Regions from separate parts of the Homo sapiens genome. Here regions 1, 2, 4 and 5 are each linked to region 3. The links are chromatin loops, found by intact Hi-C in ENCODE. Cell type or tissue: ascending aorta. All regions are shown on one strand. Region 1 has its middle 36 kb from the start of SLC2A1. Region 2 holds the start of FOXO6 (forkhead box O6). Region 3 has its middle 120 kb from the start of HIVEP3. Region 4 holds the start of CCDC30 (coiled-coil domain containing 30). Region 5 overlaps HIVEP3 (HIVEP zinc finger 3).

Evidence for each region. A loop is a pair of places that touch in the nucleus more often than their neighbours do. Peaks named below come from ENCODE experiments on the same cell type or tissue, not always from the same donor. Only the 100,000 strongest peaks of a DNase experiment are listed, where the experiment ranks them.
Region 1: it touches region 3 in a loop (8-fold over the local background); 2 of 110 quality-filtered maps call a loop at or near these places.
Region 2: a loop joins it to region 3, with 4 times the contacts of the local background. A loop is called at or near these places in 3 of 110 quality-filtered maps.
Region 4: a loop joins it to region 3, with 5 times the contacts of the local background. A loop is called at or near these places in 4 of 110 quality-filtered maps.
Region 5: a loop joins it to region 3, with 2.6 times the contacts of the local background. A loop is called at or near these places in 2 of 110 quality-filtered maps.

Annotation. Positions count from the first base shown.
Region 1 is chr1:42,920,076-42,925,075 of GRCh38, reverse strand. No RefSeq gene overlaps it. Among named protein-coding and RNA genes, the nearest start is that of SLC2A1, 36 kb to the left of the region's middle. RefSeq lists enhancers at 394-483, 904-1,033, 1,690-1,809. In ascending aorta, a CTCF peak has its summit at 1,955; DNase peaks (open chromatin) are centred at 715 and 1,945; H3K4me3 peaks cover 1,850 bases; H3K27ac peaks cover 2,386 bases.
Region 2 is chr1:41,358,928-41,363,927 of GRCh38, reverse strand. FOXO6 (forkhead box O6) reads right to left here and starts at 2,494. Exons shown (of 3, transcript NM_001291281.3): 1 at 1,584-2,494. The coding sequence starts at 1,997. RefSeq lists silencers at 1,779-1,998, 2,199-2,858 and enhancers at 2,657-2,951, 3,019-3,088. In ascending aorta, a CTCF peak has its summit at 2,680; DNase peaks (open chromatin) are centred at 1,668, 1,949, 2,817, 4,557 and 3 weaker places; H3K4me3 peaks cover 2,384 bases; H3K27ac peaks cover 2,873 bases.
Region 3 is chr1:42,033,428-42,038,427 of GRCh38, reverse strand. It overlaps a transcript of HIVEP3 not described here. Among named protein-coding and RNA genes, the nearest start is that of HIVEP3, 120 kb to the right of the region's middle. RefSeq lists a silencer at 2,237-3,006. In ascending aorta, a CTCF peak has its summit at 2,732 (motif pointing left); DNase peaks (open chromatin) are centred at 2,377, 3,137 and 3,775; H3K4me3 peaks cover 2,101 bases; H3K27ac peaks cover 756 bases.
Region 4 is chr1:42,460,227-42,465,226 of GRCh38, reverse strand. PPCS (phosphopantothenoylcysteine synthetase) reads right to left here. Exons shown (of 3, transcript NM_024664.4): 3 at 3,991-5,000. It overlaps CCDC30 (coiled-coil domain containing 30), which reads right to left and starts at 1,941. Exons shown (of 21, transcript NM_001395517.1): 1 at 1,329-1,941. RefSeq lists a silencer at 1,995-2,044. In ascending aorta, no CTCF peak of the experiment used is centred here; a DNase peak (open chromatin) is centred at 2,066; H3K4me3 peaks cover 1,804 bases; H3K27ac peaks cover 494 bases.
Region 5 is chr1:41,513,749-41,518,748 of GRCh38, reverse strand. It overlaps HIVEP3 (HIVEP zinc finger 3), which reads left to right. Exons shown (of 9, transcript NM_024503.5): 7 at 261-347; 8 at 4,999-5,000. Among named protein-coding and RNA genes, the nearest start is that of EDN2, 32 kb to the right of the region's middle. RefSeq lists a silencer at 2,397-2,576. In ascending aorta, a CTCF peak has its summit at 2,473 (motif pointing left); a DNase peak (open chromatin) is centred at 2,478; H3K4me3 peaks cover 1,279 bases; H3K27ac peaks cover 787 bases.

The DNA of each region.
Region 1 (5,000 bases), 890 kb before region 3:
CAAAAGACTTCTGTTGAAAGGAGTTATCCGGGTCCCCGTGCGGGAGGGGGTGCGGGGGCAGGGCAAGAAGGAGAGGCCGGGGGCCCAGGTATCTTACTCCTACGACGCTGCTCACTCAGGGCTGTCCCCACTGGACCAGAAAGGAAACAGACGGGGTGGGGTGGGGTGGGGTGGGGTGGGGATGGGTGGGAGCCCCGCGCCGGTGGCCGGACGCGAGGACTACAAGGCGGATGGCGGGCGGAGCTCATTCACACTCGAGGGCCCAGAACGTTGGCAGAGCCAGGCAGCACCCGAGCCCCGCCCCGGCCCAGAGGTTCAGACCCCGGTCTGAAAAGGCCCGACAATCCACTCGCAGCTGCCTCCCGCCCTGGGTCAGTATCGACGTCCCCGAGCACCGCCATTTCCCAAACTGCAAAATGTCAGCGCAGGCGCAGGGAAGCCGGCCCGCCCTCAGCGTGGTCCAGAGTGCCGCGACGGCACAGCTGCCGGTCGGTCCCCTGACGCCTTTCCTCTAGGGGCCGCAATCCACCCCGGGGTAGAAGATTTGGGGCCAAGGTTCGGCCGCCTACTGCCGGGGTCGATGGCGCATCCTCTCCAGACCTCACAGCGGTCCCCTAAGCCGGGCCACCGGCGGCGCACGGACACGATTGGGGATGGGCGGGGCCAGGTGGTTTCTCCACCAATCAGAGGCGCATTGTTGGGCCCGACGAGGGGCGGGCTCCAAGACTCCACCAATCACACCCTGGCGGTTCCAGGCGCTGGCCCTTGGGGACGACCTGGGCGCCTGCTTGCCAGGCGATGCGGTTTACTCTGGAGGGGGTGACGGTGACTTGTGTATCGCTGGGCATCCCTGGGGACGTAGCTCACCCGGGTTCCTATCCCGCGTAAGGTGACGTCTACGGTTTCTGACGAAAAGGGGTAAATAGATAACGGGACTGTTCTCCAGGCCACCATCTTTTCCCAGCAGTGCTTAGTTGTTTCACTGACAGTGTTATGAGATCTTTCATTTGAAATCTTAGGCGCAAAATCTCCTCTCCCTGGAAGCCTTCTGGATCAGGTTTTCCCGGGAACACTACATCGGCTTGTATTTCCTCCATCAAAGCGCTCTCCACGCTGTACCGGAATTGAGTGTCTTTCCACCACATTGGGGGCGGGGGCGGGGACGAGGGCGGGGGTTGGGGGGGTAGGGCAGCTGCCGCAGGAACAGGACTGAGCCATTCCTTGGTCCCCACTTCCCACCACAGACTCTGGTCAGGATTATTGAATGAATGAAGTAGAATTTAGAAGCCAAGAAGTTCTGAAATCTGAATTCTTACAGTGCAATTTTAGGTAGACGATCTGACAATTCAGGATGTATTTAATAATAGGGAAAGGATATCATTCTTTTCTGTCAACTACATTTTTAATGACCCCTTTTTCATTCTGTGATTTTTATTTCATAAGTCTCCTACAGTTCTGGTCCGTCTGTCCATTGCAATTGCTGGGCCTACTGCTGGCCACTCATCACCTCTCCCAGGATCACTGCAACTGCCTTCTCACTGATCTCTGTGCTTCCTGCTTCCTCCTCATTCTCCACACTGCAATCGATGATCTTCCTAAAATTCAAATCTAGTTATGTCTCTCTCCTACTTAAAAACCTTCCTGGGTTCCTCATTTCTCTCAGGATAATGTCTGTGTTTCTTAACCTGAAAATTCAAGTCATTCATGATCAAGCTCTCGACCTCACCACTGCCCCCACTCAACCCCAACCCTATCCTCCAGCCATCCATCCACTCTGTTCTCTGATCACGTTCTCCTTCTCCTCTGGGCCTCTGAAGTTTCCTCCGAAGAGACTGCCCTCCCACCTACTCCTGTTATCCACTAGGTGATCACACCCCACCACAGCTCAAGGAGTGAGAGAACAGAAGCTGCTAGTTGGGAGTCTGGCTCATCCATTCATTGGCACATTCCTGCCAACTAGTGGCTGTTTTGTGAACATTTTGATCAGGGCAGGGTTTAACCTCACACTTTCAGGGTTTCAGAGATACTACGTTGCTTTGGAGGGAACCCTTGACTGGTCCTACTACAACAAATCCATCTGGTAACCCTGACCCTGGCTTCCCAAATGATCTTCCTAAAAATGTGTTCTGACCACATTATTCTGTGGGTTAATACTCCCCACTTTCTCATGATAAAGCCCAAATTCCTTAACCACATTCTGGCCTTTGCAGACCTTATCTTCCAATACACTCCTTCCACACCCTAATCTCCAGTGAAGCTTGATGTACTCTATGTTCCCAGGACAACTCCTCACCCTAAAACTTTTTGTTCAATCCCCTTTCTCCTGGTCTGCCTTTGGTCTCTCCATAAGATTATCTGATATCAAAATACCAAATTAGCTGTCACTTTCTCTATGAAGCATTTGCTCAATTCTTTGAACCATTACCTAACTGAGTACACACTTGTTGCCACGTTTTCTCCTCAGTTGTGCTGGGTCTTGGAAAAAATATGGTTTCTGGAGTCAGAAATAGCTGATTTAAGATTCCTGCACTGCTATTTAGCTGAATAATCTTGGGCAAGTCACTTCACCTTTCTGATCTTCTGTTTCTTTTCTGTTGTAATATTAAAATGAAATAATATATATTGTAATGCAGATATCGGCTGGAGTTACATCATCTTCCCCCTTCCAAATGTTTCAGAAAGTCTGGTAATCACCCCCAAGGTTTCTGTGAATTCCCAGGGATCTTTTGTTTTCTTTCTTTCTTTTTTTGACACGGAGTCTCCCTCTGTCACCCAGGCTGGAGTGCAGTGGTACCATCTCGGCTCACTGCAACCTCCACCTCCCGGGTTCAAGCAGTTCTCTGCCTGAGCCTCCCAAGTAGCTGGGATTACAGGCCCCCACCACCACACCCCACTAATTTTTGTATTTTTAGTAGAGACAGGGTTTCACCATGTTGGCCAGGCTGGTCTTGAACTCCTGACCTCGTGACCTCATGATCCACCTGCCTCGGCCTCCCAAAGTGTTGGGATTACAGGCATGAGCCACCACGCCTGGCCCCCAGAGATCTTTTATATATTTTTTTTTTTTTTTTTTTTTGAGACAGAGTTTTGCTCCTGTCATCCCTTGGCCTCTTTCCCAGCTCAGGCTTTGGGCCCAAACTCCAACCAGCTTGCCCAGTCCCCACTTTGCTTGTCAAAGGCCTTGACTAATGCTTTGAAATGACAGCTGGTAAGGACCTGTCAATTTACTTGGGCTTTCCTTTACCCAGTTTTTATCAGGGAGCAGGGGAATCACAAATTTCCCCTTAAAATGTGCGATCTCTTACAAAAGTTATTCCATACACGTTTGCATGAAGCAATGGATGAGAAGACTTAAGCGTGTTTATTAAGTGGTAATGGATTTCCTTTGTTCTTGGACTCACTGTTTTTGTCCTAGTCTCCTCATAAAGGACTGGATCCCAGTGCGTCACAATTGTCATGGACAAAGAGCTTGATTTTGAATTATGGTTCAAGAGGAAGGTGGTTTTGACCCCAACCTAGGATATCAGTTTTTCCATCTTCTGCCACTGTCTCAAAACGAATTCCACATCTCTGTCTTTCTTCTAGAGTAGTTATCTTCAAATTTTTTTGCTCACATACTTCCTAAAAGAATTTTGAGGCCAGGCCTGGTGGTTCACACCTGTAATCTCAGCACTTTGGGAGACCAAGGAGGGTGGATCACTTGGGCTCAGGAGTTTGAGACCAGCCTGGACAACATGGCGAAACCCTGTCTCTACAAAAAATACAAGAGTTAGTTGAGTGTGGTGGTGCATGCCCATAGTCCCAGCTACTCAGGAGGCTGAGGTGGGAGGATTGCTTGAGGCCAGGAGGTCAAGGTTGCAATGTGTGAGCTATGATCACACCACTGTACTCCAGCCTGGGAGACAAAGCAAGAACTTGTCTCAAAAAAAAAAAAAAAAAGAATTTGAAAAACTATCTCTTTGCTTATTTTTAGATTGAAGTTACAAATTTGTCTTCTTAAATTCAAATATTTGCAGGAGATTTAATTTCTGATATGTGATATTGTCATTTTATTTTATTTTATTATTTTTTGAGATGCTGTCTCTCTGTGTCCCCAGGCTGGAGTGCAGTGGCATGATCTCGACTCACTGCAACCTCCACCTCCTGGGTTCAAGCAGTTCTCCTGCCTCAGCATCCTGAGTAACTGGGATTATAGGTGCCTGCCACCATGCCAGGCTAATTTTTGTAATTTCTTTTAGTAGAGACGGGGTTTAATCATACTGTCCCGGCTGGTCTCGAACTCCTGACCTCAAATGATCCACCTGCCTCGGCCTCCCAAGGTGCTGGGATTACTGGCATGAGCCACCGTGTCAGGCTGATATTGTCATTTTACAATAAAACTCTTACATTACTCTTCTTTATATATTCAAACAATATACCACAGTGTTACTATATCCATATCCACAAAATAGGAGATTTTGTATATATATTATTAGATTTATACATAAGTATTTCAATATGGGGGGTGCTAATATAATGGTAGTATGTTTTAATTTCCACTTGTTCATTGCTGGCATATAGAAAGCAAATGACTTTTGTATATTAACCTTGTATCCTGCAATGTTGCTATAATTAATTGCTTATTAGTTCCAGTGGTTATTTTGTAGATACTTTTGGATTTTCTATATAGACGATCATGTCATCAGCCAACAACAACAGTTTAATTTCATCATTACCAATCAGTATACCTTTTATTTCATTTTGTTGTCTTGTTGCATAAGCTAGGACTTCCAATACAGTGTTGGAAAGGAATAGTGAAGAGGACATCCTTGCCTTGTTCCTGATCTTAGCAACAATAATGCTTCACATTTTTCACCATTAAGTATAATATTTAGCTGTAGGTTTTTTGTAAACATTCTTTAATCAAGTTGAGGAAGTTTCCCTCTATTTCTAGTTTCCTGAGAGTTTTTATCAGGAATGAATGATGGATATTGTGAAATACTTTTTCTTTCTTTCTTTTT
Region 2 (5,000 bases), 670 kb after region 3:
TGCTGGGTGCTGTGGGCACAGAATGGTTCTGACACTGCCACTGTCTTCCAAAAGCAGGGTAGAGAGGGGAAATGAGACAGAACACAAATGACTAAAACCTGCTACCAGCAGGGAGAGGGCCAGAGAAAGGGGAGTCCTAAGCTAGCTAAAAAGGGTTTAGGGAAGGCTTCCTGGAGGAGGCATCTGAACTCTGTACCCTTGAGGACAGTGAATACATCTACAGGGAGGAGTAAGCCAGGGCATGGGGAGTGCAGGACACACTTGGGGGAAATGTGTTCTGGTGGGGGTTGAGCCCAAGGGGATGGGAGAGGGGATGCGGAAAGAGACCCAGGTCTACTCCTCCAGCCTGTGTTCCTGCCCCACAGTGGCCGGTGAGGGACAGAAGCTGCCAGCACTAACCCTGAGAGCCATGGGCTCCCAGGTCAGGATACCCTGGCTCTACAATGCTGCCCCTGGGTATCTAGAGCTGTTCATGCCCACAAGTCTCCCCTCCTCCACTGGCACACCTCCTTCCTCTGACCCAGCTCACAGGCACCACAGGGCACAGCCCCCTCCCTTGACATAGGCATGCCTCCCTCACAGAGGCCACTCCTCCCATAGGGAGGCTGACAGTTCGCCTCCTAGGCACAGGAGGGGTCTCCAGCCTCCTCTCCCCCAAAGGCATAGACTATCCCCACTCTCCAACAAGATGGCCAGGGGAGGAGCTGGGTCGAGAGGCCACAATCCAAGCAAGCCCCTGTCCCCTCCTAAGGTGGCTCCCCCCTTTCCACTGGCTGGCACTGAGGCCTCCCTGGGGTACCCTGCCCCTCCCCCAGCCCCTAAATGGATCTGGGCTCCGACAGCTAGGGAAGTGGAAAAAAGCATCCTGGGTGGGTATGGACAGATCCCCAGCTCTCAACACCCTGTCCTCACACCAGCAGGGGCCATCACCAGTGACCCCCATCCTGATCTAGGTAAGGGGGGCAGCAGCCACCCCATGGAGAACTCAGATCTCAGGTCACCTGCCGAGTTCCCCACTCCAGGCTGGTTGGTGCCCTAGGGTGAACTCTGGCACCACAAGAAGAACTGTGGGCCCATGGTCACACTCCTCACCCTGGGGACAGCTCCAGGAAGCGCAATGATAGAGATTTGGGAGGGAAAGCCGGCATTGGCCCCAAGTCATTATTCCAGCGCTCTAAGAAGGGTGCCCTGGTGGAAAGGGTAAAACAAGAGTCACACAAAGCAGACTTGGGGGAGGAGGGGGAGGCTCCCCAATGTCCGCGGCCTGGGAATGGGTTCCTCTGCTATGCCCCCAAGGACAGGGTGGGGACGTGCCTCGGGGACGCCTCAAAGCGGCAGTCCCTTGTCACCCTACCAGACCTCCCACCCCGCATCCCTCCCCGCAAGGGAGCACGCACACAGCTGCTCCCAGTACGCCCCCGCCCGTCCGCTGGCCGGCCCCACGCCCTGGGCGCACACTCTGTGACCCCGGGGGGTGCCAAAAAGCCCTCCTTCTGACGGCCCTCCTGGAGCCCAACACACCTAGCAGCCCCTGGAAGCCCCAGTCGGCGTCCCCAGCCCCCTCCCCAGCCGGACGCCCCCACCTTCCAGCCGGCCGAGCTGTTGCTGTCGCCTTTATCCTTGAAGTAGGGCACGTAACGGACCATCCAGTCGTAGATCTGCGAGAGCGTGAGCCGCTTGTCCGGGGCGCTCTCGATGGCTTTGGTGATGAGGTCGGCGTAGGACAGGTTCCCCCACGCGTTCCGCCGAGAGCTCTTCGCTTTCCGCAGCGGTCCGACCTCCGCGCCCAGGGGCGGCGCTGGGGCCATCGCCGGGGCCGTAGCCCGGCGCTCCGGCCCGCAGTCCTCGGCGCCCTCGGCCACCCCTGCGCCCAGCGCTCCGTCCTCGTCGCCGGCCAAGTCAGGCTGCGGCAGGGGCCAGGTACACGAGCGCGGCCGGCTCTGCGGCGCGAAGTCCGGGTCCACGTCCACCTGATGCGCTCGCAGCTTCGCAGCCATGGTCCCGCCCGGCTCGGGCGAGGAGGGGAGGGAGGCTTCGCGGAGGGTGGGCGGGCGGCTCCGGGATCTGCACGCCCCGGGGAGGCCCGCGGGAGGGGTCCCTGGCGGCGCTGTCTCAGCCGCGGGGCGCCATGGGCCGAGGCGCGGAGGCAGGGGGCTGGACGCGCTGGGGAGCACGAAGGGAGGGAAAGACCTGGGCAGTGAGGGGGCGGCGGCCCGGGAGCCCAGCGGGCACACACCTCGCCCAGCCCCGCTTCTAGCACCTGCCGCCTGCCTGCGCCTGCAGCCACCACCGCCACCGCCGCTGCCGCCGCTCCCCGGGCGCCGGCCCTGCGCACGGGCCCTGCTCTCCCGGGACGAGGCCGGATTGCACCATGCCGGAGCCCGAGCCGGTGCCGGAGCCCGCGCCGCCGCCGCCCGGTGAATGCTGCCGCCGCCGCCGCTCCGGCTCCAGCGCCAGCTCCCGCGCCTGCCGCGCTCAGCGCCGGCTGCACCTCGGGATGGGCGGGGGACGGGGAGGGGGCGGGCCCGACGCGGGAGGGGGCGGGGCGTTTCGCCTGCGGCCGCGGAATCCTCAGCCAGCCCAGGTGCCCCGCCCGCGGGCTGGGAGACCGGGCGCTGAGCTCCCAGCTCGGGGCGACCCCGCCGCAGCCCCTGCAAGCAACAGCGCCGCCTACGGAGCAGGGGCGGAGCGGCTGGCGCGACCCCGCCCCCTGCTCGGCGCGGAGGCGGGGGGGCTAGGGGGCGGAGCCCTAACACTCCCATTGGTCCGCGGCTGGACTGTCCTGCCCATGGGCTCGACAGGATCCCTCCCAGAAGCGCGTCACCGGTTATTGTTACAACCCGGGGTTTCCCGGGGCAACGGGATGGGGCGGGGCTCAGGGCACTGGCCCCGCCTTCTACTCCGGAGAGGACTGCCCCGCCCTCTGTTTGTAGACTCCTGACGTTCCCAAGTCTCCGTTCCAGGACTCTGACAGGGAGGATGATCGAACTCTGCTCTTCTTTGTGCCCTGGACTGAGCTGGGGAAAAAGAATGGGTCAAGAATACCTGGGTTCTAGGCTAGGCTTTGCCACAATTCTCGCTCCTCCATCCGCAAACATGTTCTTCATGGTGCCTGTGGTCATAGTTTTAGAGCTCCAGTTCTCAAAGTTTGACGCAGAGCAGAATCATCCCCTAGAGCTTGTTAACATTGCTGGACCCCAACTCCAGAGTTTCTGATTCGGCAGGTCTGGGTTGGGGCCCCAGACTTTGCATTTCTAACCAGCTCCCAGGTGATGCACGAGAGACCACACCTTGCAAACCATTGTTTTAGAGTCTGTGGGAGGTTCTTACTGCGGTTGTTGGAACAAGCACTTGTCTAAAGTTCACAGTGTTTGGGGAGATGCTTCTCAATCAGTTCCTGGATATTTATTGAGCACCTCTGACGCACCAGGCACTGTCCAGGGCTCTACAGTGAGAGCAGCAACTGAAACAAATGAGGTCCCCTACTGCATAGACTAGTCAGGAGTCAGATGCTAATCAGATCATCACATGAGCTCAGAAGGGCGAGGCTAGCCGAGAGGTTGGGCAGTCCGTGGCCTCATCCTACAGGCTGCTGAGCTAGGTTTCCCAGTCACCACTGCACCTGCTGGCCTTCGCTCAGGGTATTTATCCCCTCTGCCTAGAACACCATTTCCCCGCCGCAAGGCCCTCATCAGAGATTCTCCCACTCTTCAAAGCTCCGTGCAAATGTCAACTTAGCCCTGACACCTTCTCTAGCCCCAACTCCCAACACTTTCTGTTCTCTGCTTGCCCAGACCACTTGTTGAGCTGCCAGCAACACCTTGTGCCCCTTTAGCACAATATTCCTATTTTGCCAATCAGGAAACTGAGGCCCAGAATGAGCAGGTGATTCCCCTGGTGGCATGGCCAGGACTGGAATCTCAAGCTCCTGATTTCTTTACCAGCCAGTACCTTGCTCCTGAGGACGCTGGAGATGCGAAGGTCTCTGGGCAGTGGGAGGGCTGAGCCCAGGCCATGGGAGATGGCCTCCTTTCTCAAAAATTTCTTCCTTCCAGTTTAGGACCTGAGGAGCAGGGCCAAGGGTGAGGGTGGGGGTGGGGCTGGAGGAGCCCCTCCTCATTCCCCAGGGTGGGAGCAGGACTTGCTTGCAGATGCCTGGCGTGGCATTTGCCTGAGTCATATCCCAAGGCAAGGGTGGGCATGGGAAGTGCTGGCTGACGACCCCTCCGATCCATACACATACACACATCCTCCAGGTGATTCTGTTTAGAGTCACAAGGAGCCTGAAATCATTGCTGAATCCACCCCCCACCACCACATCACTCGTATGCCCTCCATGCCTGGGGAGTCCATACTGGGAGCTGCTCCCCTAAGGGACCCTGGAGACCGAGCAAGCCTCCCGCCAGTCTGCGGCCCTGGCCCAGCTCTGAGCTGTGAGGCAGAGGCCTGCTGAGGGCCATACCATTGCTGGGAGGATCCTTAGCTGGGGGCCCTGGCACAGGCTGCCAACATGGGTCTGGGAAGCCAGGTTGGCAGAGATGCACTAGAGGCTGACTCAGGCCCCTGCCCTGCCCGGTGTCCACAGCTGCTGCCTGGACTCTCCTCTGAGGCCCATGTCTGGTACACTCAGCTCCTACACACACACACACACACACACACACACACATTCAAACTCACACCCAATGGCACACACTCACATTCTTCTCACTCACAACTTGGCCCCTGCTCACACATTCATTTTGAGGCAGTATAACATAGTGATTAAGAGCATGGGCAAGATACATAACTGCTCAAAGCCACTCTTTCCTACTCTACAAATGACTACCATAATAGCACTACCTTCACAGGATATTTGAAAAATTAAATACATTTATGAATGTGAGCACCAGGCTCAGAATAAGCGCGCAATAAATGCTAGCTGTTTTTATTGCTGCTTTTGTGTGTACATACCTTCCCTTCCTACTTTGCCCAGCTCATACAGTCCCACCTGCTCTTACCAT
Region 3 (5,000 bases):
ATGTCATAGTGCTCCAGCTTGGGGGCACACCAGGCCTGGGCCAGGTAAAGTCATCATCTTCACTGGCAGTCTCCCCAAGCCCATATCTCTTGGAGTGAGTTCCTGAAGGAAAATCAGTGTGATGTGACCCTAAGAAAGAGCTAACGCTTGCTGAAGTAATGGGTGTCCACTTCAACAGCTGTGTGGAAACTAGATCTGAAGGGCACTAAAGACGAAGGGAATTAAAAGTCAAAAGACAGTGGAGATATGGACTAGGGCTGTGGTAGTATTGTGGGATTTATGAATATTTATGAGATAAAAATCGGTGATTGACTTTAGGAGAAGGAAGACGACAGAATCAAGGATGATTCCCAGGTCCTAGAATGTGGTAGTAGATATTATTACTGGAGAGAAGATAGAGGATGGGGAAGGGGAGATGACAAATAGCTTATGACATGCCAAGTTTAAGAACTCTGTGGGACATCAGGTGGAGGCTAGAATTTGAAGCATAGTAACTGAACTGAACTCATAGGCATGGACGACATAACCTAGGAAGGATTCTGGAAGAAGCCACAGAAGAGATCAAAATAAGTTTTGATCTTTGAAGAGATTAAAATAGATTTGCCAAGAAAATAAGATCAAATGACAAAGAACGGAAGGAGGAGGAGAACCAGGAATGTGCAGGGTCATAGAAAGCCACAGGATAAAATTTCAAGGAGAGAGCAGATTTGAGCTCTGGTGCAGGTAGAAGCCACATTCTAGGGAGCTAATGTATAAGTGGGAGTAAAAACGTGTGGGCTACCCTTGCAAGAATCTTGGATGAGAAGGGCTGGTTAACTGCATGGTAACTTGGAGGGCATACAGAGTCAAGAGAGGTTTTTTTTTTTTAATTTTTTAAATTTTTTGGTCATTTGGATTTTTGGTTTAAATTAAAATATCATTCACATACCATAAAATTCACCCTTTTATACAGTTATGTGGTTTTTTATTATATTCACAAAGTTGTACAGTCATCACCACCGTCTAATTCCTTAACATTTTAATCACCCCCCAAAGAGGCTTTGTACTCATTAAGCAGTCACTCCTCAGTCCCCCCTCCTCCCAGTCCCTGGCAACCATTAGTCTACTGTCTCTATGGATTTGCCTGTTTTGGACATTTCATATAAATAGAATCATACACTATGTGGGTTTTTGTGACTGGTTTCTTTCATTGAGCACTATAGTGTTTTCAAGGTTCATCCATGTTGTAGCATGTAACAGAATTTCTTTCTTTCTTTTTTTTTTTTTTTTGAGACGGAGTCTTGCTCTGTTGCCCAGGCTGGAGTGTAGTGGTGCGATCTCGGCTCACTGCAAGCTCTGACTCCCGGGTTCACGCCATTCTCCTGCCTCAGCCTCCCACTTAGCTGGGACTACAGGCACTCGCCAACACGCCCGGCTAATTTTTTGTATTTTTTTTTAGTAGAGACGGGGTTTCACTGTGTTAGCCAGTATGGTCTCGATCTCCTGACTTCGTGATCCGCCCGCCTCGGCCTCCCAAAGTGCTGGGATTACAGGCGTGAGCCACCATGCCCGGCCTTATTATTTTTTATGGCAGAATACTATTCCATTGTATGGATAGACCATAATTTGCTCATCCATTTGTCAATCAGTGGACATTCAGTTGTTTCCTTTTTTGGCCTTCTGAATACACCGCTATGAACATTTGTGTACAAGTTTTAGTACAGACATGTTTCTAGTTCTCTTGAGTGGAATTGCTGGGTCTCCATTGATTTTTGTTGGGCGAGACCTGATACTGTTTACAGGCTGAGGGTAGGGCGCCGGTGCTGAGGGAGAGGTGGTAGAGCCAGGGGTTGGGGAGGAGGAGGGAGGGCTGGAGCAGAGGAGGCCACTTTCTTCAGCATCACTCACTCTCTGTTTGGCACAGTCCTAAATGCGGGCTAATCTCCCTTCACATCTTCTAGACCCTCTGCAAATACCTCATACTTGCTGACCAGGGAGCGAACCCAGGGCTTGAATAAAGCACCCCTAGACCTGGCAGAGCCGGGAACCGGCTGGCTGGTTCGTTTTCTGATGCAGATCACAGTTTTGGGGTCTCCTCTGGTTAGAGCCTGGCCCATTCGGGTTTGGTTTTCTCCTGGACGTTCGTTCACACGTGAATAAGGCCAATTCACCGTGGAGTCTGCGTCTGAATCCTTGTTCCTTAGGTCATCCCGGGGTCCCAGCTGCCCGGGATGAAAAAACGATGCCCGGGTACCAGGGGTCGGGGACCAGCAACGCCGGCGCTCAGCGTAACCGCTACCCTCCCCAGCCACGGCGCACGCGCCTCTTCCCTGCCAAGGAAGGGGCGGGGAGTAGGCGGGGCGGGCACCTTTGAGGCCAATCGAAAGCGAGCATCCCCGCCCTCCGGGCCGATGGACCCAGTTTGACCCCGGCGGTGGGCGGAGGAGGCGGGGCAAGCCGCGCGGCCAGGAAGGGGGCGGGGCCCGGGGTCTGGAGGCGGGGCCTGGGGCTGTCAGTCCCGCGCCCGCCGCCGCGCCACGGCTCCTCGCATGCCGTGGCCCGGGTGGCTGCCAGCGCTGCCGCCCGCCGCCCGCCACCCCGGCATCCCAAGCCGCCTCCCGCCGCCCCGGCCCGGCGCGCAGGTAAGGCTGGCCGCGGCTGCCGAGCCATCGCGCCCCCCTCCTCGGGCTCGGTCTGACGCGCGGGCGCCCTCTCCGGGCCGTGTCAGCGCCGCAGCTCCCGACTGCGCCCGGGGGCGGTCCCGGGGGGCGGGACGAGAGCCCTCCCCATCCCCCCAACGCCTCCGGGCGCCGGCCCCCTCAGCTGGGGTCCCCCGTCTGGCCTCCGCAGCTCCGGCGCAGGGAGCTGTCCCGAGCCCCCCTTCCCGGGCCGATTACACAACCTCCGGTCCTGGGGCGGGGGCCCCTCCTCAGCCCGGGCCCCACACCTGTCCCCGCAACGCGCTCCCAGGCAGAGGGCAGAGACCTGGCGCGACAGCGGGGGCCGGGAAAGTTTCACTTTGTGGTCAGGGGTTTGTTGACGTCTGAGAGATGCGGGGAGACGGAGACTGAGCGGCGAGGATGCGCCTTGCCAGCCGCGTTCCCTGTGCCCGGGGTGGCCCTGGTCCAGGTTTCCCTTCCAGAAGTCCTGCCGGCATCCCGGCTCTGGGCCGGGAGGCTGCTGCTGCAGGGCGCCCGGGTCTCTCCGTCTCTACGTTAGCGAGCTCTGGATTGCAGCAGTCTGGGGACGGCTCAGTCTCTCGCGCTTGCCCCCTTTCTTAAGTTAGCATTGACATTTAGACCAGTTGGACAAATTTACTTAGCATTTTCCTGACACTTTGTATTGGTGAGTTGCTTTCCCATCCCTAATTAGTTAATTAACAAGGTGGGAAAGCTAAATAGATCCTGGAACGAAATGCCTTCAGTCTGGCAACTCTTTAAAAACCTCTGAGAGCTCTAGGCTCTGGTTGCATGGAGAGATGCTTTTGGCCAAGGTGAGAGAGCGATTCCATGTCTTCTGGTTGCTCGAGGAGGCTTTGGTAATAATGGCACGGCTTTCTCTGCCTCCCGCTGATTGTGCCGTTTATTGAGGGTCTTCAGTTTATGGTGGGTTATTTGGTTTTCTTCATTCAAGAAAGGAGGAATCAGAAGTGTTGCTGATTAACTGAGTGTTCCTCAGTTAAGAAAAACACTGAGGTTTAAATAAGTTTGGATACTTGTCTGCTTTACCAGGTTACCTTCGTGCGCAGAAAATCTTGGCTCTTCTCATTCTCTCCCTATCTTCCCAGTAGGGCTGTATCCAGCCGGGTTGGCATTACTGGTTCCTCATTTAGTCTGAAGACCTCTTGCTACATAAGTGTACAGTCCTGCCTAGGGATAACCTCTAAGAGTGGACTTAATTAGCACTTTTATCTGCTCGTTAAGCAATACAGCTTGAAATCTCTTGTAATCAGGCGCCGTTGTAGTGTTGAATCTTTAATAATACCTGATTCATTTTAATAGTGTTTCTATAATAATCTTTCTATTAGCCTGCCGGTTCTGCAACACCAGTAGTTTTGGTATAGAAGCAGCAATTTACTAGAAATATTATCATGGCAAAAACAGTTCTCTAACAGATTTGCAGCCCACTTTACTTAGATAATTACTGATAGAGGCTGTTAAGATTTTTTTAAAAATTTATTATTTGGTGCAGTAAATGTTACAATGCTTCTGATGTATGAGGTCTTTATGAGGTCATTCCTTCCTGTAGTAATGATTACAGTTCTTGTGTCACTTAAATCTGTTTTGGACTAATATTGTGTGAGTTTTCACCCATGCTAATTTATTTTTAGACAAAATTCAGAGCTAACAAGATTTGGTTTTGATTTGCCAGCCTATGTTTTAATAAGGAAGATATTTATTGTATTTTGGGTGTTACATTAGAGGTAGGATAGCATGTTTTATTAACATATATACTGTTTTGAGGGGTTTACAGATATTAAGCTACTAATTTTACAACAGTCCTATAAGGAAGGGATGATGAAATTGAGGCCCAGTTGCTTGACTCAGGTCACATAGTTAAGTAAATGACAGCCAGATTCTAACCTAGGCAGCCTGAGTTCAAAGTCCAAGTTCTTAACCACTGGACTATCCTGCCCCTATGCTTTCAAGAGGCAATTATTTCTACCTGCTGTCTGTACAATATGATATTCTGCACGGTGGGGAGGAGAAGAGCACTTTACAGTGTAATAACCAACATTGAGTTAGGAGTTCTTGGTCTGGTCTTAACTCTGCCACCAGCTAATCTGTGATTTTGAGCAAGAAACCTTATCTCCTTCCCTTTCAATTCCTCATTGGTGGAATAACAGCATTTGAAGCAGATGAACTAATTAGCCTTACTACCTTAGGGAACTGGAGAGATAAGTCAATGCAGATAAGAATTAAATATCCTTCTTCCTAAGGCACAGCATAAGACCAGGTGTCAAGTGAATGGAGTGTGTGTCATAGGAAAGGACTAGGAGGGCATACATTCTGCTGAAACCA
Region 4 (5,000 bases), 430 kb before region 3:
TGATCCTCCCACCTCAGCCTCCAGAGTAGCCAGGCTACAGGAGTGCTCCACCATGCCTGGCTAATTTTTTGCATTTTTTGTAGAGTCAGGTTTTTGCCATGTTTGCCCAGGTTAAATTGTTTTTAAATTTATGCCTTGCTATTCAATAAATACATATTAGAAGAGGAAAGGAAAGGAAAGCCCCTTACAATATAGCATCTAACACTTTTTTCAAGAGTTAGGTTTTATCCAGTTCCAATTTAATGTGCAAGATTGAAAAGGCTGCAGAACTTGTTTTTGTTTTCCGATCTATTCTAGAGGAGAAAGCTGAATTTCTCAGTATTTAAAAACTTGACCTGGCTCTAAGCATGAGACATCACAAACGACTGCTTCTATTGGACTGAGAAATCAAAATATCCAAATCATTGTAGCCCCAAATAGCTGTTTAAAATGTGTATGTTCTGTATGTCCTCAAAATAGGTTTACTTTTAAACCTGAATACTGAAGAAGAAATAGTAAGATTCAACAAGGAATGCGTATTGTAAGACAAATTAAGTCAAGCTTTCCAAGCTAAAATAAAATTGCACTGGATCTAAATTAATCTTATGCCATATTTAAGGCCCTCTGTTCCAGCCTTTTTAGAACAATTGTGTCTGCTCCCTTGCCAAAAATATTTATTTTCAATCACTCCTTATTGTTTTCATTTATTGGCTTACATCACAAAGAATGTTTTCTGATTCAGAAATTGACAGGAAAAGAAGGCACAAGTACTATTTCAATCATCTCCTCTCCAGAAAATTACATCATATCCCCAGTGTTGGGTTCATATGGGCTTAAAGTTGAAATCCTGTCTTACATGATCACTTTGAATGCCCTTTTCACATTGATAAACACATCAATAAAATTTAATGAAACAAGGAACAACCTTCTTTCATTATGTAAGCCTGAAATGGGTCCAATACTGCAATTTTGATTTTTTTTTCCATTTTCAAAACACACTAGACCTACAGTATTTAATGTTTATATTTACCAATTTGCACTTCTCCTAGTCTCTAGTTTACCCAAGACTGAAAGGTTGCCATAGTGCAAAGAAAAACAGAAAATCTTCCCAATGACTGCAGAGCTGGAGAATGCGAAATACTTAGGTACGCAAAGCATTGTAGCAGGAAAGCAGAAGGAGGTGGTCTATAGATGACAGAGGTGGTGCAGACAAATGGACATTCAATAATGTGCAGCGTGAACAGGGAAAAGTTAAAATGGCTGTGAAATAAGCAGGATGAGAAAGCTGGTGCTTGGAGTGATGAGAGAAGTGGAAAAAGTTGTAGCTTGAAAGGCAGAAGGTAACTGACTTCATGACCTCTGATGTTGAGGATACAAAAGGCCTCCAAATCTTCATCGGGATTCAAGGTTCTGCATGACGAACATCGGCCAAAAAAAATCAGAAAACGGTAGTTCTTTGTTCGCGGGCCTACACGTAGGGGAAAGCTGCCCCTCCGTGGACTTCGTAGTGGCCTGGACCTTCGGGCGTTGTCTGTCCAGGGGCGCGTCTCGACACCTCACCTTTAAGTGAGAAAAGGAACGCCGACCTACCTCGCTGAGGATGTTCTAAGCCCGCTCTAATAATAAGCGGCAGCCTAATACTAAATGCTTGTGGCAGCTGGGTCCGGGGAAAACGGGCGAATTCTCCTTCAGGCGGAATCACTCCAGCCAGGGAATAGAAAGGCCGGGCCAGGAGGGGTTCCCCTCCTGTAGTTTCGGACCATACTGGGGAGAAGCAGAAAAGGCCCGTAATGCGGAAAAGAGGGGAGAATGGGTGCTTTCCTCCTTGGGGCTGAGGCAGGAACCTCAAGAACCAAGTCGGAAATTTTCCTGCGGAGGGTGCCGCGAGCGTCCCGGGGTCGCTCGGCCCCTACGCGCTCAGCTGCTAGCTGCAGGTGCCTACGGAGACCTGGGCGTCATAGCAACCGCGCTCGCCGCAGAGACGCAGACGCGTCCTTCCGGCGGGAACCATAGAGACGACGCACGCCAGTGGAACCAGAGACTGTGGTTCTTGTGGAGACTGTTATTATGTCTCACACCATTGGCCTTCGGGTCGGGGGCGGAGTTGTCCCGGCCGTATCGATAGTACAACTCATTCCATTGGCTTTGGAGACAGCTGTAACCATGGTAACATGTCGAGCGTTTGCGACTTAGCGAATACATTTTGTCTTGGGGCGTTCTAGCTCTCAAAGAACTTCCCGCCAGGACTCAGCTGGAGCCCCTGCCTACTAACCTTGGATTTATTTTTCTACAAGTTCCTTCATTCTTAAAGGGGCAGGAAGTGCTAGCTCAAGAGCTCTGAATTTTAGGCCTAGATCGTGTCACTAGCCACGTGGGGCACGTAAGATAAATCACAATTTTTGGATCCAGCTTATTATTGTAAAAAGGAAGAAACTGGGCTTGACTAGAATTGTCCCTAAGGCTGAAGCCCTTTAGAAGTCCTAAGCACTGAAAATTCAGGTAAGATGAACGTTATCTTCCCCACCTATGTAATGCAAAATAAAAACTTATAAATGACACAAAATTTAACATACTCAATTTATATCATCTTTTTAGATGCTCTTATTGCAAAATTCTAGTTAATTATCAAACTCGATTTTAGTCATGTTTTGGGGGCCCTTGCTTTGCTGGTATCCCAAACACAACATTTCTTGGTCTTACTCTAGTTCCCCAAGAGAATACTTCACAAATTTTTGCTGGTTCTACATGCATTATCCGGACGTATTTTACTCTTTATATAATAAAGTGCCTCAACCTCTCCTTCTGGCACTAGACCTCTTGCAAGTGTTTTTTTCTGAACTAAAAGGCTCACCACCAGCACTTGTAGCCCACTTCACTCCTGTTTATCAGTTTAAGTATCACCTACTCAGGGAGACATTCCTTGATCCTCCATCCAAGATCAGGTTCTTAGTTACCCTCATTGACTCATGTTCCTTTTCTTTATACACTTCCATTTGCTATTAAAACACACACACACACTCTCCCCCACCCCCCTGGAATTTTTACTTGTGTAAATAATCTAAGTGCTCTGAATATAAATTAAACTGAAGTGGAAAACACTAAATAATTTCATGTAGAACACTGATTGTTTTTAAGCGTTAACAAGACAGGATATAAAATTCCCAAGGGAGGTAATAATTATGGTAAAGACAAACATTAAGATCACTTCTACTTTTAACCCCATATATCCCCATTGTACATTCAAAGATGACAGTCATCATCCACATAAAGCTATGAATGCAGAGAAGAACATATTCTACTTCTTGCCCTTCAGTACTGCAGCCACTGACAGAGCCCACTGCTTTTGGGGTTTTGCAAATTGGACCTGAAGTTCACTTAAAATCATTGTCAAAGGAGCCTGGGTGGCTGGGCGCGGTGGCTCACGCTTGTAATGCCAGCACTTTGGAAGGCCGGGGCGGGCAGATCACGAGGTCAGGAGATGGAGAACATCCTGGCTAACAAGGTGAAACCCCATCTCTACTAAAAATGCAAAAATTAGCTGGGCGTGGTGGCGGGCGCCTGTAGTCCCAGCTACTAGGGAGGCTGAGGAAGGAGAATGGTGTGAACCCGGGAGGCAGAGCTTGCAGTGAGCCGAGATTGTGCCACTGCACTCCACCCAGGACGACAGAGCAAGACTCCGCTCAAAAAAAAAAAAAAAGAGCCTGGGTAACATAGTAAGACCTTGTCTCTATGAAAAATAAAATATTTAGCCAGGCATGGTGGCACACACCTGTAGTCTCAGCTGCTCAGAAGGCTGTGGCAGTAGGAGTGCTTGAGTCCAGGAGTTCAAGATTACAGTGAACCATGATTGGACCACTGCACTCCAACCTGGGTGACTAAGCATGACCTTGTCTCTAAGAAAATTTTTTTGTTCAAAGGGACTGCTGCTTCCAGAACAGTCTTGACTGCTGCAGTATTTTTCCTCTGTTCAAGGTCACATTTCCTGATTAATGAAGTATTTCAGTCTTAGAATTTCTGTCAAATCTTCTCAATTAAATTTATTGTACTTCTATTATCAGACAGACACAGGGGCTACCCTTCCCTACTCCATGAAACACCATGAATTGTATTTTAAGTCAAATATTTATGTGAAACACAGTACCTGCTTCTACCTTAGTCATCAATGCTAATTTTTCAAATTGCACCTGGACTATCCTACAGATCATTTAGGGAATTTTTTTGCACTATGCTACTTGTGCACTCCAAACCCAAAACGTAGGACAGCAAGAGAAGTATTGAAAGTTTTTCAAAGATTCTCAAGGATTCAAAGATTAAGCAGGGCAGTGGTGTAACACTGCTTTGCTAAGTGAGAAAAACAATAATTGCAACCATTTAGTGAGTGTGAATCAAATGCTAGGCACCAGACTGATGCTTTCTTTTTGCTATTTCATTTGATCCTCACAATAAATGGCATTACTTTGCAGAGAGATTATCCTCATTTTATGCATGTGGACACTGAGATTAAGTCAAATGCCTAAGTTTATAAAGCTAATAGGTGGCACAGCTGGCTAAGTTGACTTCTAGCCCATACTCTACCACACTGTAATGCATCCCTCAGGACAGAGATCACCAAGTGGCCCCTGCCTGGTCCCAGGTGGAAGGACATATTAAGTTAAACTGAAAAGCAGTCCTAAAATACTTGAAATGTAAACTATTACCCAAACATGAGGTGAATCTACAATAAGAAGCAAAAAGTAAATGCAGTGAAAAGCTCACCATTCTACAATCTATCTTCAGGGAGGTATCCTTCTTTCCTACTACTATATTTGATAAATTTCAAACAAAACAAAACATCCTTTCCATTGTGTCAGCTTTTGGACACACACTTTATTGCACTTGATTTTTTTATACATCCATTTCCTAAACAAGATATGTTTATTCATCTTTTTAATCCTCATGGCTCAGCACAGGGCCTGACATACATAGGCATTCAACCAATATTTGATCTCCAAAGCATGACCATTCATGCATCCATAATCCTT
Region 5 (5,000 bases), 520 kb after region 3:
TATACTGTCTGTCCCCTCACAGCCCTCGCCCACCCCACCTAGCTGCTGTGCACTGCCCTGAACAGCAGCTGTGGCTACACTTCTGGGCCTGAGCACCGGGGCAGAGGGATACCCCAGCTCCTGCCCAGCCCTGCAGCTGGCAGGGCCTTGACTGGCCTGAGAAACCATGGCCTGCCGGCCAGGTGCTACCTCCATGAGCCCTGGGTCCGCCCTGGCCTCCTGCCCCATAGCAGAGCCTAAGTATTCTCGTTTCTTTCTAGGGAATCTGACTAAGCACATGAAGTCGAAGGCCCACAGCAAAAAGTGCCAAGAGACAGGGGTGCTGGAGGAGCTGGAAGCCGAAGAAGGTAACAATTGCCAACCTTCTCCGTCCCCTTTCCCCTTGTCCGCTTTCCCTATCCTCCTCCACCTTTCCTGCTTGCCTTCCCTGCTTCCTTTCTGTCTGCTTTGCCCCATTCCCCCTCCTCCCCTCTCTCCCTCCAATAGCTTCACCTTCAGTTCTCCCAAGTATCAGACAAAGGTTAAATTCCCTGAATGATCGAGCCACCTCCCCACATGCTGATAGGATATGCTCTGCAGCCCTAGCTATCATGCATTACCATCTGCCATGCAGGTGGAGCGCCTGGCACCCATGGGTGCTCAGTGAATGTTTACTGAATAAATGCACACAAGAGAACTTACAGCCAACGTTGATTGAGTGCCCACTATGTGTCAGGCGGGTTCTAAATGCATGCCCTGAATTATCCCAGCCAACCCCTCATAGTGACACTGTGGGACACATACTCTCCGAAGCTCCACACCCACACTCCTGCCTACACACTCTGGCATGGGCCTGACACATGGGCCTTTTGGAGCTAGGAGAGTTTCAAAAAAGCCCAAACCAGACCTGACAGCCGCTTGTCACCTCCCAGCCCCATCCCCGTACACACCCCGGCCATGGTGGTCAATCCCCAGGAGGCATCTTAGAGTCAGTCTCTGAGAAGACAGGGCAGAGGAGTCGAAGCCAGTGGGTCTGGCTGAGCACTGCCCAGCCTCAGCAGTCAGGCAGGTGGCCAGAGGGGCTTTGGTGGTGGACGGCAGTCCCTCCAACAGAAGGAGGCTGGAGCCATCTCGCCAGCACCAAGCAAAGCAGGAAGCATACTGATTCCCTGAAATCAGCCCCAGGACTTAGAGTGTGACAGAGAGGAGTGTGTATGCACGCACTGTGTGTCTTGTTCTGTTTTTGTTTTTCCAATTTGGGGATGTATTTGTGGTCTTACAAAAAAGAGTTAAGTCATATTTCCTTTTAGGTGGAATAAGTCATTTTTATAGAGGAGAACACAGTGAACTTGGGGCTGTTCCCCCCCAAAGCTAGAATGGGGTTCACTATGCTTGTCAAGGATACACTGGGCCATATGCACATGTTGTCTCATTGAGTCCTCAAAACAGGTGGCAGAAACTTGTGTCACTCATGTTAAGTCAGGGAAGTCAAAGCTCAGACAGGTAAAAATAGCCCAAGGTCACACAAAAACCCTGGCTGCATGCCAGTCCACTGCCTGGTGGGCTGGACCAGGGGAGCCTGAACCTAAGCCAGAGCCCTCCCCTGAGGTCCCTGCCCTGCCCCAGCCTCATTTTCCCAGTGGAGCAAACGAGGATGCTCAGAGCCACTTTTCGGAGGACGAAATCCATGCATTCATTCCAGAAGTAATTACTGGGCACAGTCTCTGTGCCTGGCTCTGTTCTGGGTGCTGGGGGTTCCGCAATAAATAAAACAGCTCCTGCCCTCAGGCAGTCGGCATGGCAGGGGAGCTGGGCAAGGAACGATGGTGGAGTAGAGCAGGGGCCCTGCCTGTGAAGCCAAAGAGAAAGCAGAAGAGCCAAGTGAGGGCTGGGGCCCGTGGGGAGGGCCGCTGTGCTAGACAGGGCGGTGTGAGCAGAGAACCCACCCGGAGGAACCGGGGTCAGGAGCCACGTGGGGTCAGGGAGGAGCTCTCCTGCAGAGGGAGCAGCAGGTGTGGGGTCCCCGGGGGCCACGGCGCTTGGCCCGCGTGCTGGAGCCCGCTGGACGCGGGGGCAGCCGGTTCAGAGAGAGCTAGAGCCTGAGGGCTGAAGGGCATGGGGGGGTGCCCTGGAGCGGAGGAGAGAGGCAGGGCGTCCTCTGGCCTGTGCCGTGGGCGCGGGGAGCACGGGTGTGCTCAGGAGGTGGAAAAGCGGCGGGATTCTGGGGAGGTTCCGGAGGGAGAGCCCACAGGCTCAGATGACCCCATATGGGGCAGAAGAGAGGGGGAAGAACGAAAAGGAGCCATGGAGGACTCCAAGGATTACGGCCCAAGAGACTGAAGGATGGAGTTTCCACTTCCCGCGACGAGACAGATGCCGGGGGGAGCGGCAGGAGTTCGTGTCTGTGGGACGCGAGGTGGCGCGTGGGAGAACTGCCTGGAAGGAGCCAGGCGCCCCGGCCCTGCCCATGGTGCTGGCCAGGCTGGGCGCTAGCGCCACCGTGTGGCCTCTCCCAGCGGCGCCCGCCGCGCGCTCAAGCTCTCTCATTTGTGGAGCGTTGGCCTGGATCCCAGCAGGGGCGGGGCCGCCCAGCCAGGGGCATTCCCTCAGCGCCCTGCAGGAACGCAGATGTGGAGGCCCCGGCCAGCCCCGAGCTGGGCAGGGGACTCTTGGCTTCCAGCATTCATGCACTGAGTGCCCAGGACGGGCCATTACCCCCACTGGGTCTCAACTTCCACATTAGTAAAGAGGATCTTTAGGAGCCCTCCCTGCTGGACATCAGGAGACGCTGGTCCTGACTCTCCTTCACTCCTAACACTACCCCTGTGACCTTCATCTGCAAAATGCTGACAATCCCACCCCAGCTACCTGCCTGCTGAGACTGGGGGGACAGGGTATCATGGGATGACAGGAGCTGAAGTTTATTGGGTACTTACTGTGTGCCAGACCCTCACAGTCCTCTGAACAGCTTCCTAGAGTGCTTTTATTGCTACCCAGTTTACAGATGAGGAAACCAGACACACAGAAAGTAAAGTATCCAACGTCACACAGCAAGGAAGTGGTAGTGCTGAGATTCAAACCCGACCATTCCCTGCTTCTTAGTGCAGCACATCATTTTTAAACTGTCAGCGTAATAATGCAAGGGCTGTAAACCTTAGTTCTGACTCAGCCACCAGCTCTCACTGGGTCATCTGTGCCTGGATTTTGCTGTATGTAAATGAGGGGCAGGGCCAGGTGAACAGGTGTTGAATTAGGCCCCTCCCAAAGTCCTAGGCAAGGGAGGTAAATGCCTGGGGCATAACTACAAAGTTCACCCCCATCCCCAGCCCTGCTCTCATCCTAATCCTTCATTCCTCCTCTGGTCTCATCACCCTGCCTCTAGCCTCAGGGGCCTCCTTTTGCCTGCCAGCCCCAGCTCCACCCCATAGCTTTTGACCTACATCCGGCTGAATGCCCACTTTTGTCCACTTTGGACATCTGACTGCTGCATATTGAGTGACTTGGAAGTGCTAGTTCCGGGCTTTCTGGCCCCGGGGCAGCTGGGCATGGTTGAGAGCCAAAGCCTAGCTGCCCCAGCGGCCTGAGTCAGTTTCTGTGCCAGCCCTCCTGGTCAGGTGGGTGCAGTACTGATATGTGTGAGCGATGGGGCTGGCTGGCCAGCTCAACCCACCTGTCAGCAACCTCACTCTGCAGACCAGAAACAGGTTCCAATGGTCTAGTGATGGGCCAGCGAACAGGCCAGATGTTAGCGGAGCTCTCCCCAGCATCCGGATTGCTGTCCATTTCAGAGATGCCCAAACTAGACTCCTGACATGTTAGAGGTGACCCGACTGGTTGGGGTCATCCCAGAGGAATCAGACCAGGAGGCTAGTATTCCAGAGCCCTAACCCCCACTTTTAGACTCTATTCAATAACTCTGTCATTATTCTTATAGTCTGTTTAAGGAGTGCAAGTGACCTAAATGTCCAACAATATCTGAAACAAGTATCACAATTTTGTTTTTTGTTTACTCTTGTGAACAATTGCTTCCAAGTCACTCAACATGCAGCAGTCAGATGTCCAAAGTGGACAAAAGTGGGCATTCAGCCACATGTAGGTCGAAAACTATGGGGTGGAGCTGGGGCTGGCAGGCAATGGGAGGGCCCCGAGGCTAGAGGCAGCCTGGACTTCAAAAGGGCAGTGGCTCCTCAGATAAGAGCGTGGCTGGGATGGGGACCTGCTCTGCAGCCTGAGGCCAGCTTAGTCAAGCCGCCCACAGAGGCCAGAGTCCGCCACCTGCCAGATGCCATTGTGCCAGCCACCGGGAGCCTGGTCACCGTGGCAGATGTGTGTGTACACTGACCACGGATGGCTCTGTGCTGCTGGACCAGCCAGTGTGACTGCCCTGTCCTGGAATAACAGATTTCATCATTAATGTATTAATATGGTAGCTATAATTATTTTTAAGCCCTCAATATGTGCCAGGCCTTCATTTTAGTCCTCCTAGAAAACCTGGTGAGGTGAGACCATCACATTCATTCGACAAAGGGGGAGACCAAGCAGAGCAAGGTGGTAAGTTGCCCATGGTGAAGCCAGCACTGAGATGCTAGTGAAACAAACAAACAAACAAACAAACAAACAAAGACTGTCTTCTTTGCTATGGCTCAATCCCAGCCCTACTGCTGTCTTCCATGGGCAAGTTACTTACTTTCTCTTACCTCAGTTTCCTCATCTGTAACATGAGGATGAGAACAGTACCAGCTTCACAGGATTCTCTGAGGTCTAAATGAATAAATATACCTAAAGCTCTCAGAACTGAACATTGCACATTCTAGGCATAAGGGAATTATTGTTCATTATTATTTACAAAGCGCTCCCATATCTGTTACGTTTCTTGGTTGTCCCAACAATCTTGTGCCCTTGCGATGGCTATTTTGCCCAGTCAGCAGGCAAGGAAACTGGGGCTCAGAGAGGAGCAGCCGTGTGGGCAGTGGGGCCAAGGCCCAACTGTGACCTTGGGTCTTCTGTGTTTGCCCTCAGGA